Linked DNA regions of Homo sapiens: region 1 is linked to region 2. A link is a contact called in ENCODE Hi-C or POLR2A ChIA-PET data. All regions are on one chromosome and are shown on one strand. The core of a region is the stretch at or near the end of the contact, and the rest is flanking DNA. Distances in the headings are between cores, read along the strand shown.

Region 1 (5,218 bases), core at 330-2,829, 220 kb before region 2:
CTTCCTCACAGCTGGAAAATGACTGTAGATTAAGGGGGTGATCACACAGCTGGCTAGGGAGGTTGCTATGTCAGTACCCTCTAGTCCTCTCCCTTGGCTCTGCTTACTTAGCTCTGGCTATATCAGGAATGGCAGGTGCATGAAAGAATCAAACTCCCCAGAAGACAATGGTCAAATCAACTGTGAAAGTTTTCGATGTATGTATAAATTCTTGATACTTTCTTCAGGGCATAGGCTAATACCCCCAGTAATCACTCTTCCCAGACCACATTTTTAAGGTGAGATGTAGGATCAAACAACAAAATATAATATAAAATTAAAATTAAGATCCAAGAAGCTTAGTAATGAATTAACATCTAAAATTGGGAAATAGGTTGTTTCCTCTGGGGCTGTATCCTCTGAGTTTTTTGACACAAATTTCAGGCAATAGAAAATAAATGGAGACTAATAGGACTCGATTTATAAGTTAGGTTAATTTAAGAACTTAAAGAGACAACAAATGCACAAAAAATAAAAATGTGGAGCAAAAAAATATGCTCAGAGTTTCCATGAAGCTACCACTTTAACACTGCAACAACTCAAAAATATATAGTTGTTATGTGAAAGGCACACAAGGAAAGGGGGCTAGAATGGAATGGAAATGTTTAAAAATAAAATTGTTATTCACACAACAGGGAATGCACGTAAACTCCTGCTACATAAAGGTATTTCCATTATCCAAGAAAATACAAACATTTATCTCTCTGCTCTAAGGCTACCTGTTTGAATGCACTAAATACCTACTTCTGCCTCCAGGCTACTGGCACAGAATCAGGTCAAGAGGTATGAGCACTTACAATTTTTTCCTTCCTGTTTAAAGAATTATGCAGACATATTCAAAAAATCTCCCTCAGACTCCAGTTTTTTTAATCTAAACTTAGGTTAAACCTGAAAAACTGGTTTCCTGTCACGTATTACTTTCCGCCCAAATGCTGGTTTACTACATCATGTAGGTGTTCAGATTTGAATTCTGAGGAGAGAATGTAATAGTCTCTAAAGTTTAGTAAAATAAAGTTTTCATGGGAAAAATTAGTGGAGGAAATATGAAGCTAATAAAAGCAATTATGGGTAAAAATCTTTGTGACTTTGGAATGAAGAAGGACTTGTTAAGATCCAAAAAGGCCAGTAGGGCAAAGATTAAACCAAAATTTAGAATTTCTGTTTGTCAAAATTACCATAGACTAATGGTTGACAGACCAGGAGGGTGGAAGAACTTTTCAAAACCAAGAGTTAATTAGGAATTAATATTGGCACCCCAAAAGAGTTTCTTACAAGAAGTCAAGGAAAAGACTGGAAGCCTGATAGAAAAAAAAAAAATGAGCAAAAGACAGGAAGAGGAATTCAGATTGGAATGCAAATAGCTGAACAAATATTGAAGAATTGCTCAACCTAATACTAGAAAAAAGTTCAAATTAAAATACCCCTTTATATCCATCAGAGTCACAAAAATTAGAAGTTGAGTAATACCAAGAGTTAGCCAAAATGTAGAAATGAAATTAGCACAGTCATTCTGGAGAACAATCTGGCAGTATTTAGTAAAAATCAGAGTGGTGTAACCAATGACCTAGTAATTCGTCTCCAGAGTATATCCAGAAAGAATCACTCACACGGTTGCCTAAAAACACATAAGTAAAGTATGGTAAATGCATACCATAAAATATTATGCCTTGCTTAGAAGCAATGAACTAGAAATACAAATAAACATGGAAAGATCTTAAAAACATAGTTTAAGCAAAAGAAAAAAGAAAATAAAAGGTCTAAACTATCATGCCATTTATACAAGTTAAAAATGCATAAACACATAAAATATGGTGTATAAAAGAAAAAAGTGAAATCTATGGAAACAAATGAGTGGCTTTAAGAAAACTCCAGTACTTAAATATTGTAAATATTAATTAAGGTTAAGCTCACATTTAATCTTAAAGCACTATAGTTATTATTATATTTTCTCATATTCCCTACTGTATAGTAAATGTAGAGTGGTAAGCTGTATTCGTTTATAGAGCGCATTCTTTCTTTAGGGAGAGGTCACAGCTCTTCTAAGACCAGGATTTCTGGGGTCCCACCTTTCTCAATTCTGCTACAGGAAAGCAAAAGCTAGAGGCGATCTGAGTCAGGGACAGAGTTGAACAGAAGCTTTTACCCCTACTTTCTGTGAAAATTTATCACTCTGAAAATTTTTCGAAAAGTTAGTAAAACTTATTAAATATCCATCATAAATAAAGTCTGTAAAATAGGGATTATGTCACTTTGTCAAAACTATCTCTGTTTTGGCAAAAACAGAAATAGTGTTTGTCACTACAAAAGTTTTTCACATCCCATGTCCAAATATATAACAAAATTTTATTAAAATTTATTAAATTTATATTAAAATAAGTCAACAGTCTATATTGTAAATCGACATGCCATGGAGTAGAAAGCTGAAATGCAATAAATAAAATTAAATACATAAAGACATAAAAGAGCCCACACAGAGAAAGCATTTAAGTGCAATATAGTCCAGTAACGCTTATAATGCTGACTGCAGTGCAATAAACTTCTTCTACCAATCAATCAACTACATAGAAATAAAGCTGCTTTTATGACTCTATCCCATACTTTATGCACATAAACTCCAAAGAGGTATTTGAGCTTAAGAAAGAAGTTTGAAGCAATATCCAAATTCATTCATATAAAGTGAGGTAAAAGTTGCTATACATTTGGAAAATAAGAAGTACAATAAAATTTAATAAGAAATTTCCCTTGAACATTGGTGCTTAAGGTAAATTAAATTAAATTTTTAATTATAAGAGGAAGAGGCAGTAGAAGATGTCATTATAGATTCTGAAGAGGACCCAAGATATTTTAAGGGTTGATGTCATTGCTTCCCGATATTGTCTAATTTCACTACAAAAGGTAAAACTTTAATTTTATTTAATGAAGACATATCATTAGCTCTATTCTTGTACTCACTTGACTTGACCGGGATCATATGGGATTTCCAACTAGCAAAAGGGAGAGAGAATAAAAAGAGAGATGCAATTTTTCTGTGGCACTAACTGAGAAAAATCCAAAGGAAACAATGGAGAGATTGAAAATGCTTAAGAAGAAGTGTAGTGTTTTAGAAAGCAGGTCCCTAAGTTAAAGGGCCAACCCCATCCTGTCTCCCTTGCTTATTGATGATTAGAACTTCGGCAAATTATTTAGCCCCTAGTGACTAGTCCTGCAGTAGCTGTTTCTAGAAGATGAAAATGCAGGCTGGGAGATACCTTTCTTTTTTCTTTTAGATTGTAACTAGATTGTAATTAGTGTGGCTGAATCTAAATATCTCATCCCCTCGCAGAGTGTTAGAAATATATTGGTATTACATTTTCTGATTACATTTTCTGACTTACTGTACTTCTTAAACATAGTGATCATAGGTCATTTTTACATCAATATGCTATAAAATAAATTTATTTAAAATAAATATGAATAACTAAGAAAGAACAGCAATCAGCAATTCAAAAGCAATTAGAACTTAATAATATTATAAAATATTTGGGAAGCATATACAATTGACTTGGAAGAGAGTACTTTTAGAAACTAGATTGTAATTAGTGTGGTAATTTTGTTGGTCACAATGTGGGCATAGGAAAGGAAAAACATGGTTGATCAGTACTCAAAAACATGTACAGGACAGTGCTCTGTACAAAGACACTCGGCCAAGAAACCAGGGGAGCTGAGTGCAGCCCAGATTTCACTGGCCAAATTGCACATATCCCTCAAAGGTGCTTCATTTTCTAATTCATTCAAAGGTATCACAGAGTGCAATATATGCAGTACAATATATAGTACAGAAGTCCTGTTTCCCATTTAAATACCAGAAGACAGTTTCTAAAATTCTCTTTTTCTTAAAGAGCTAGTAAACACTTAGCCAGAATATATCCTCCCTTGCAAAAGAAGGATATTCCCAGAACCTGATGGAAAAGTATATCAGCTGTGATCTCTTTTCCCCAGATTAAATGCCTAAAAGTATACCACCTGGAGGTCCTTTTCTACCAGCTTAAATGCGTAAAACTACAACACCTGAAGCCCTTTCCCCAAAGTAGCATACGCTCCACAAAACAGGTGAGCTGGGTCACAGCATGATTATTCTCTATATTTAGGCCACCTTGTTACTCAATCCTAACTCAATATTACCATCAAATCAATCATGTTACTTTCCATAGCAACAGGCATTAAATCTGAGTATGTAAATAGACTTTTTGTTCTACTGTAGTTACTGTTGAAAAATGACACAGTTTTCTTAGGCTCAAGGATGCCTCAGCCCATCAGACCTGTATCATATCAGCCTCAGTGTCACTGTTGTCTGAGGTCATTGAACTGTACCTTAGGCTCTTACTCTGCGAGAAAAGACAATAACCACTCCCAACCACTGGAAGATGCCATTCTGACAATGGGCTAATTCAAAGTAATGGTACCCTCCCTACCCCAGCTTCTGGGAGTTATTCCCAAAAGTTTTGTTAGTAATGATTTTGTTTGATAGCTGATAAAATTTCTCAAATGAATTTATAACTTTCTTCTCTCAATATTTTAACTACGTTTTGGACCTTGGCTCAAAGTAAACTCTGAATCTGACCTCCTCTTGATCCAAATAATGACTCCAAGCTCAGCAGTCTTCCAAATCAACCTAAAATAAATACTAAAGTTTCATTCTTTCCCATAAAGATGTAGAACTGTGTATTTTTATGTTATCATATTTCGATATCTCTACCAATGTATAATATATGTAATTATTTTAAACAGAATATTTAACCAATCCAAATATCCCATTTCCTCACAGAGTGTTAGATAATACACTGGTTTTATGTTTTCTGATTTATCTCATTTCTTTTCATTAAAGCTTTTGGTTTTTAAGGACTTATTTTTCCTTAGCTAATTCTCCAATACGGTCACAGTATTCAACACACTACAGATGATCAAGCAATGCATGACACAATGGCTGACAGCAGCAGATGCTTTGGAGCCAGAAAAACTTCTGTACTTAATAGTCTAGATTCATAATTTACTTAAATAAGCAAGTTAATTAAATTATCTAAGCCTCAGTTTCCTTTTCTCTAAAATTGAAAATGTAATACCTTGGAACAGGTCTTGGCACAGTTTGTAGCTGTTTTACCCCTAGAGACAAACACCCCATCTGGGCAACTGTGGCTATAAA
Region 2 (5,421 bases), core at 49-2,548:
GAAGCAATCCTGTCATCCTGTTTCTTCGCAACCAAAGGAAGGGGGAGTGGAGGGACCAACGGTTCCCGCCCTCTTACCCGGTTGTTGATCTAGGGCAAGGATCCTGAAGAACTTGCCTGAGTAACGCGAACTGTGCAAAAGTTCTCAACTACGAGTGGGAGCCCCTCCTCACAGCACTCCCCCCACCCCTATCTGTGCACTTGTGAGCAAACTGAAAAATGCAACAATGACAAAGAAGCTTGCCACTTGCAAGCGCGCACTCACCCTGGGCTGTGGAGCCCAGCTGGCCGCCGCCCGCCTCGGCCACGCGCTGCGGCCCCACGGGCCCGGGAGCGAGGGCTTCGCCCGCGCCGGACATGGGCCGCTCCGCCGAGCCCGCGCCGCGCCGCTGCCGCCTAGCTCGCCGCCCGGCAGGGCGCACGGAGGAAGGGCTGTGAGGTGCTGGGTGCAGGGAACTGACTGCTTCTGGCGGAAAAATATACAAAATTAAAAAAAAAAATGTTTTTAGAGAAGAGCACACCACCCCTGCGGGACGTTCCCTCCCCCTCCACTTCCCTCCCTCAAACTCCACCCCGGGGAAGTTTTGATTTGAAACTTGCGAAGAAAACTGTTACAGCGCAAGTTGACAGCGGCGGGGTCCCAGGGGTCCGAGGTGGACCCAGCGGGGAGGGGCTGGAAAGAGAGATCGGGTTTGGGAGAACCCCGGGGATGGGGATCAAACCCCTCCTCTTCCCCGCCCGGAGACCACTACCTACCTCCGCATCCCCCCGTAGTCGCTCCAAGCCCCTTCCTCCTCCTCCTCCTCCTCTTCCGCCCCGGAAAGTTAGCGAGCCTCCGGCAGCGGCCGCATTTTCGCCCCGGTGGCCTGACGACGGCGGCGGCCGCCCCTGCGCGTCCTCCCGCCTCCCTCCGGCTCAGCCCAGACGCCGCAGTGGCGGCAACTGCGGCAGCGGTGGCGGCTCTGACTCCGCGCACTCCGCCCCCTCTTTCCAGCCAGCTCACTCCAGCCGGCTCCCCTGCGAGGGGGCCTTCCCCCTCTCTGCCTCTCTTTCCCCTCTTCCACTCCTACAATCCTGAAACACTTCTCCCTCTGTTGCTCTTTTTCATCACATCCGGATCGGGAAGGCCTCGAACTCTTGGCTAGCGGCCCCGATGCTGGGAGCGGCGCGACCCGGGCTCGGCCGCGCGATCCCTCGCGCCCTGCGCTGTCTGGGTCAGGAGGCCAGAGCCGGCCTGGGCTGGCTCGGGCTCCCCACCCGGGCGCTGCGCCCTCCCGGGGCTGGGAAAGGGGAGTGAATGGGCAGGTCCCTGGCTGCCCAGACGTTCCCCCCACCCCGCCCAAAAAGTCACCTCATCCCTTCTCCCTACTCCTGCCCCCAGACCGACGGAGGCTTTGGGAATATCCTGACGAAAACCTTTAGGGTGGACAAGGAAAAACGAAAACACTGTTACAGTATCGAACTTTCCTGGTGGGATAGAGAACGTGTGCGTTTGAAACCTTGACCCCTCGGTTGAACGTTTACTCACTTCATCTCTGGCTCCTAAATTACTCTTTGGTCAAACAGTATTCCTGATGTAAAACCAGTTGCAGTTTGCGCGAATCTGCTGGAGGCATCCAGGCAAACAAGGTTGGCACCCTTGCGGATGCCGTGGTACTGGCCCCAGCCTGGCCTATGGCAAGCTAAATGCCTCACTGGATCAGTGGTATCTGAGGGGAGATAAACTTGTGGTCGGAAGTAAAAAGCTGATCAACTTTCCGTTTATAAATGAGACATTCTGATTGTAGCTTAATCTGATGAGCCGAGGATAGCAAGTGTAAAGTAATTTACAGATATATAGTACTTTAGTGGTATACTCAGATAACTTTTGCTCTTTTATTTCATTGTGAATGAAATGCAGAATTCATTTGTAGAAAGCTAGAACGAACTCATTCTTCGATTCTTTTGGACAAGCGAGGAATCACAGTAACGTTATCAAAACTGAAGAAAATGTGCATTGGATTCACTGTCTTTCTATGTGCATCATTAATAATATCCCAGAAATTTCATTTTTTCAAAAAGCTCATTGGAATTTATTCCAATTGATTACAAAGATTTACTTGTTACCTATGAAGAGACAGTGCATTCTAACTTGATTTCAATGATGGTAAAAAAGCCAGCCTTCGGCCGGGAGCGGTGGCTCACGCCTGTAATCCCAGCACTTTGGGAGGCCGAGGCAGGTGGATCACCTGAGGTCAAGAGTTCGAGACCAGCCTGGCCAACATGGTGAAACCCAATCTCTACTAAAAATACAAATATTAGCTGAGCATTGTGGCGGGCGCCAGTAATTCTAGCTACTGGGAGGCTGAAGCAGGAGAATCGCTTGAACACAGGAGGCAAAGGTTGCAGTGAGAAGAAATTGTGCCATTGCACTCCAGCCTGGGCGACAAGAGCAAGACTCCATTTAAAAAAAAAAAAAAAAAAAAAAAAACAGCCTTCAAAGTTGCTGATGACAGTCATTCAGACCATTCTCCCCAAAAAGACAAATGACATTTTGCCCCATTACACATAACTAACATTTTTTTTTCACTTGGAGATTTCAGAAATGGTATGAAATCAAGTGCATTACCTCTCTTGAAAACTTATCTAGGAGCCTGGACTGTTTGGAATTTGTCTGATGGAAGCAGATCAGTTCTGAAGATGACTTCATCACCACTAGAGAACAAACATTTAGGACGTCTCAGAGTTCACTGCAGCATCATCTGCACTCAAAGGAGTTGTTTACCTGCTCTGGAAAATTCTGTTTTATCCCTGTATCATTCCTTGCCCTATTTTTAAAATTCTCTCACAAAGATGTTAAAGTCCAATAATATAAAGAAGTTACAGCTTTCTTCTAGAAAGTCATAATCAATGATAAGTATTTGTTCATTTAATTTCACACAGTCCTTAATATTGCACACGTGGTGGGTGATTCCATAGATATTCCTTAAATTAAATTTTAAAATCTTTAATGGAGAAGACATAAAATTAAAATAACATTAGGAGCAAATGAGAAGCTGTAGGGTAGCATCACCAAGGTTGTCAAATACTGTACCTCATTCAGCTGTGTGACTTTGGACAGTTAGTCACCCACTCTATACCTTGGTTGCCTCATAATATGAGAATGAAATTCTTCATAGAGTTTCTTTTTGAGCACTAAGTAAGGTAGTTTTCCTATAAAATTTGGAAGACTCTCAAGGGAAAAGGTGTTCAAAAGTATCAACTATTATTACTATTATACACGGAAGCATCTTGATGGGTAAAGCTGAGCATGGCATAATGACTGTATCAAAAGGGTCATATCAAAATACCAGTTTGTCATGCCATGCACCTGACGCAAATGATCTCAATGAATTCTTCCATCGGCCCTATAAGTAAATTGCCAGGATTGTACCTTCAGGATTAGAACTCAGGTCTGTCTCTCTTCCAGGCTATCCTGCATCCCTAGGTAACTCAGGTCTTCCTTCTGGAGGACCTAGAAGTGGTCTTAATGCCATTAACCTGGTGTCTGATATGCCAGAAGTTAAGTGTGGGCTCCTGAGTGTCCCTCACGCCTCCCATTTCCCACATCCCTGGCTGCACTTGCTTGTTCTGATTGCTTCATTTGTTTACTGACAAGCACTCCAGTACGTTCATCTCTCATTCTTTCACTCAGTGTCACGAACTGAAAGTTTGTGTTTCCCCAAAATTCATATGCTAAAATCTTAGCCCCTAATGTCATGGTGTTAGTAAGTGGGGCCTTTGGGAGGTAGTTAGGTCATAAGAGTGGAGCCCTCATGAATGGAATTAATGTCCTTACAAAAAGACACAAGAGGCCAGGTGTGGTGGCTCACACTGAGGCAGGGAGATCTTTTGAGGCCAGCACTCTAGGACCAGCCTGGGCAACATAGAAAGACCCCATCTCTACAAAATTGTTTTTAAAAAATTAGCAGGGCATAGTGGCATACTCCTGTAGCCAGCCACTCTAGAGGCTGAAGCGGGAGGATCACTTAATCCCAAGAGTTGGAGGTTACTGTGAGCTATGTGGGCCACTGCACTCCAGCTTCGGCAACAGAGCAAGACCCTGTCTCTTAAAAAAAAAAAAAAAAAAAAAAAGACATACAAGTGTTTCCCAAGGCTCCACCTTTTAATACCATCACCTTGGTGATTAAGATTCAACATATGAATGTTGGGGGACTACAAACATTCAGACTATAGCAGGGGGAGACATATTTTCTAAATTACTGTTTATAAAAGCCACTCTGGTATTATGCGTAAAATTGTTTGGAGGACTGAGAGTGGATCTAGGGAGTCCAATTTGGAGGCCAGGGCTGATGGCTGGCAGAAGGAATGGAGCCAAGTAGATAGGGATAAAGGATGAGGAAGCTAGAGGAATCGAGAGCAACTACCAGCTTTCTGCATCCAGGTTGATGGTGGTGGTATGACCTACAGAGATGAAAACATTCAGGAGAGGCCAGTTTTGGGGAAAGCTGCTGAGCTAATCATGCAAATGATGCAGCATGTGTGAGACAGCTAATTGGAACTGTCCTGCATAGGCTGCTGGACATGGGACTGGATTATAAGCATATACATGGTACTTTGCTGACTAGCAGGTTATAAGAATGTCCAAGGCAAGTGTGCAGAGTAAAAGCAGAAGCCCTGAGACGCAGCTGTGCCTTGGAACTCAATCCACGTGTATCCTTACTGGCCTCTCTCCTTTTCTCCACATCCTTCCCAGTGACATAATACCATTATCAGCTTGGCTTGGAGAACCACTACTGTTTAAGTACTACTACTGTCAGTGTCCCACTTGCTACCCCAGATCCCCCTGGGTTGTCTTTATTAAGCTAGATTTTGCCATGTCTTAAGCTATCTTAATCTGCGTAGGTGGAAATTCTTTAGGGGTATCAGCCTGCCGGTGGAACTCAATGTCCTAGCCCCGGATCAAAGCCCCTTGCCTTTGAAATTCTTGTGTGCCTTACAACCATTCCTGCCTAGTGATGTGTACACTAATGATGATATAATAATATGTGAACACATTGTGAAAGAGGTCTGACATGAGCTAAGCAAATAAAATAAAGAACTAATTAAAAGAGTTTATAAAGCATCCTTATGGACTACTTAATCTTCATCATTCATTCATTAAACATTCATCAAACATTTATTGTGCATCTACTATATGCTAGGCCACATATTAGGCTCTGGAGATAAAGAAATTTGATTTGATGTCTTGAAAAGCAGCTAAATTAGTTTTCACTTGGGCAGAGGCTTATTTGCCTAGTAAAGTCAAAATTAATCCCCATACACAGATATCTAAACCAGAGGTCTACAACTGGGGTGTGTAATTGTAAGGGCATTCCAAGGGATGCATAAGACAATCTACTGAAATGTGGGCAGAAAATATCAGAGTGAGCATTTATATATG

Evidence for each region. A loop is a pair of places that touch in the nucleus more often than their neighbours do. ChIA-PET counts read pairs that join two places held with the same protein, here RNA polymerase II (POLR2A). Pooled maps may share reads with other maps.
Region 1: a pooled map shows a loop between it and region 2 (2.0-fold over the local background). The contact joins the enhancer-like site here to the promoter of MDFIC in region 2. A Hi-C loop is called at or near these places in 5 of 168 maps with a recorded cell type or tissue (PC-3, endothelial cell of umbilical vein, heart left ventricle and 1 more), 2 of 37 single-sample maps with no recorded cell type and 6 of 50 pooled maps. POLR2A ChIA-PET finds 5 or more read pairs at or near these places in 1 of 52 experiments (common myeloid progenitor, CD34-positive).

Annotation. Positions count from the first base shown.
Region 1 is chr7:115,141,997-115,147,214 of GRCh38, reverse strand. All of the region lies in intron 2 of LINC01392 (long intergenic non-protein coding RNA 1392), which reads left to right. Among named protein-coding and RNA genes, the nearest start is that of LINC01393, 66 kb to the right of the region's middle. Within about 2 kb of position 1,579, at least 4 of the 41 ENCODE cell types and tissues checked have a DNase peak (open chromatin) inside an H3K27ac peak, as active enhancers do; they include PC-3, where a contact is called at or near this core.
Region 2 is chr7:114,917,971-114,923,391 of GRCh38, reverse strand. It overlaps MDFIC (MyoD family inhibitor domain containing), which reads right to left and starts at 1,298. Exons shown (of 5, transcript NM_001166345.3): 1 at 756-1,298; 2 at 265-465. The coding sequence starts at 358. RefSeq lists silencers at 279-418, 649-828, 839-888, 1,219-1,358.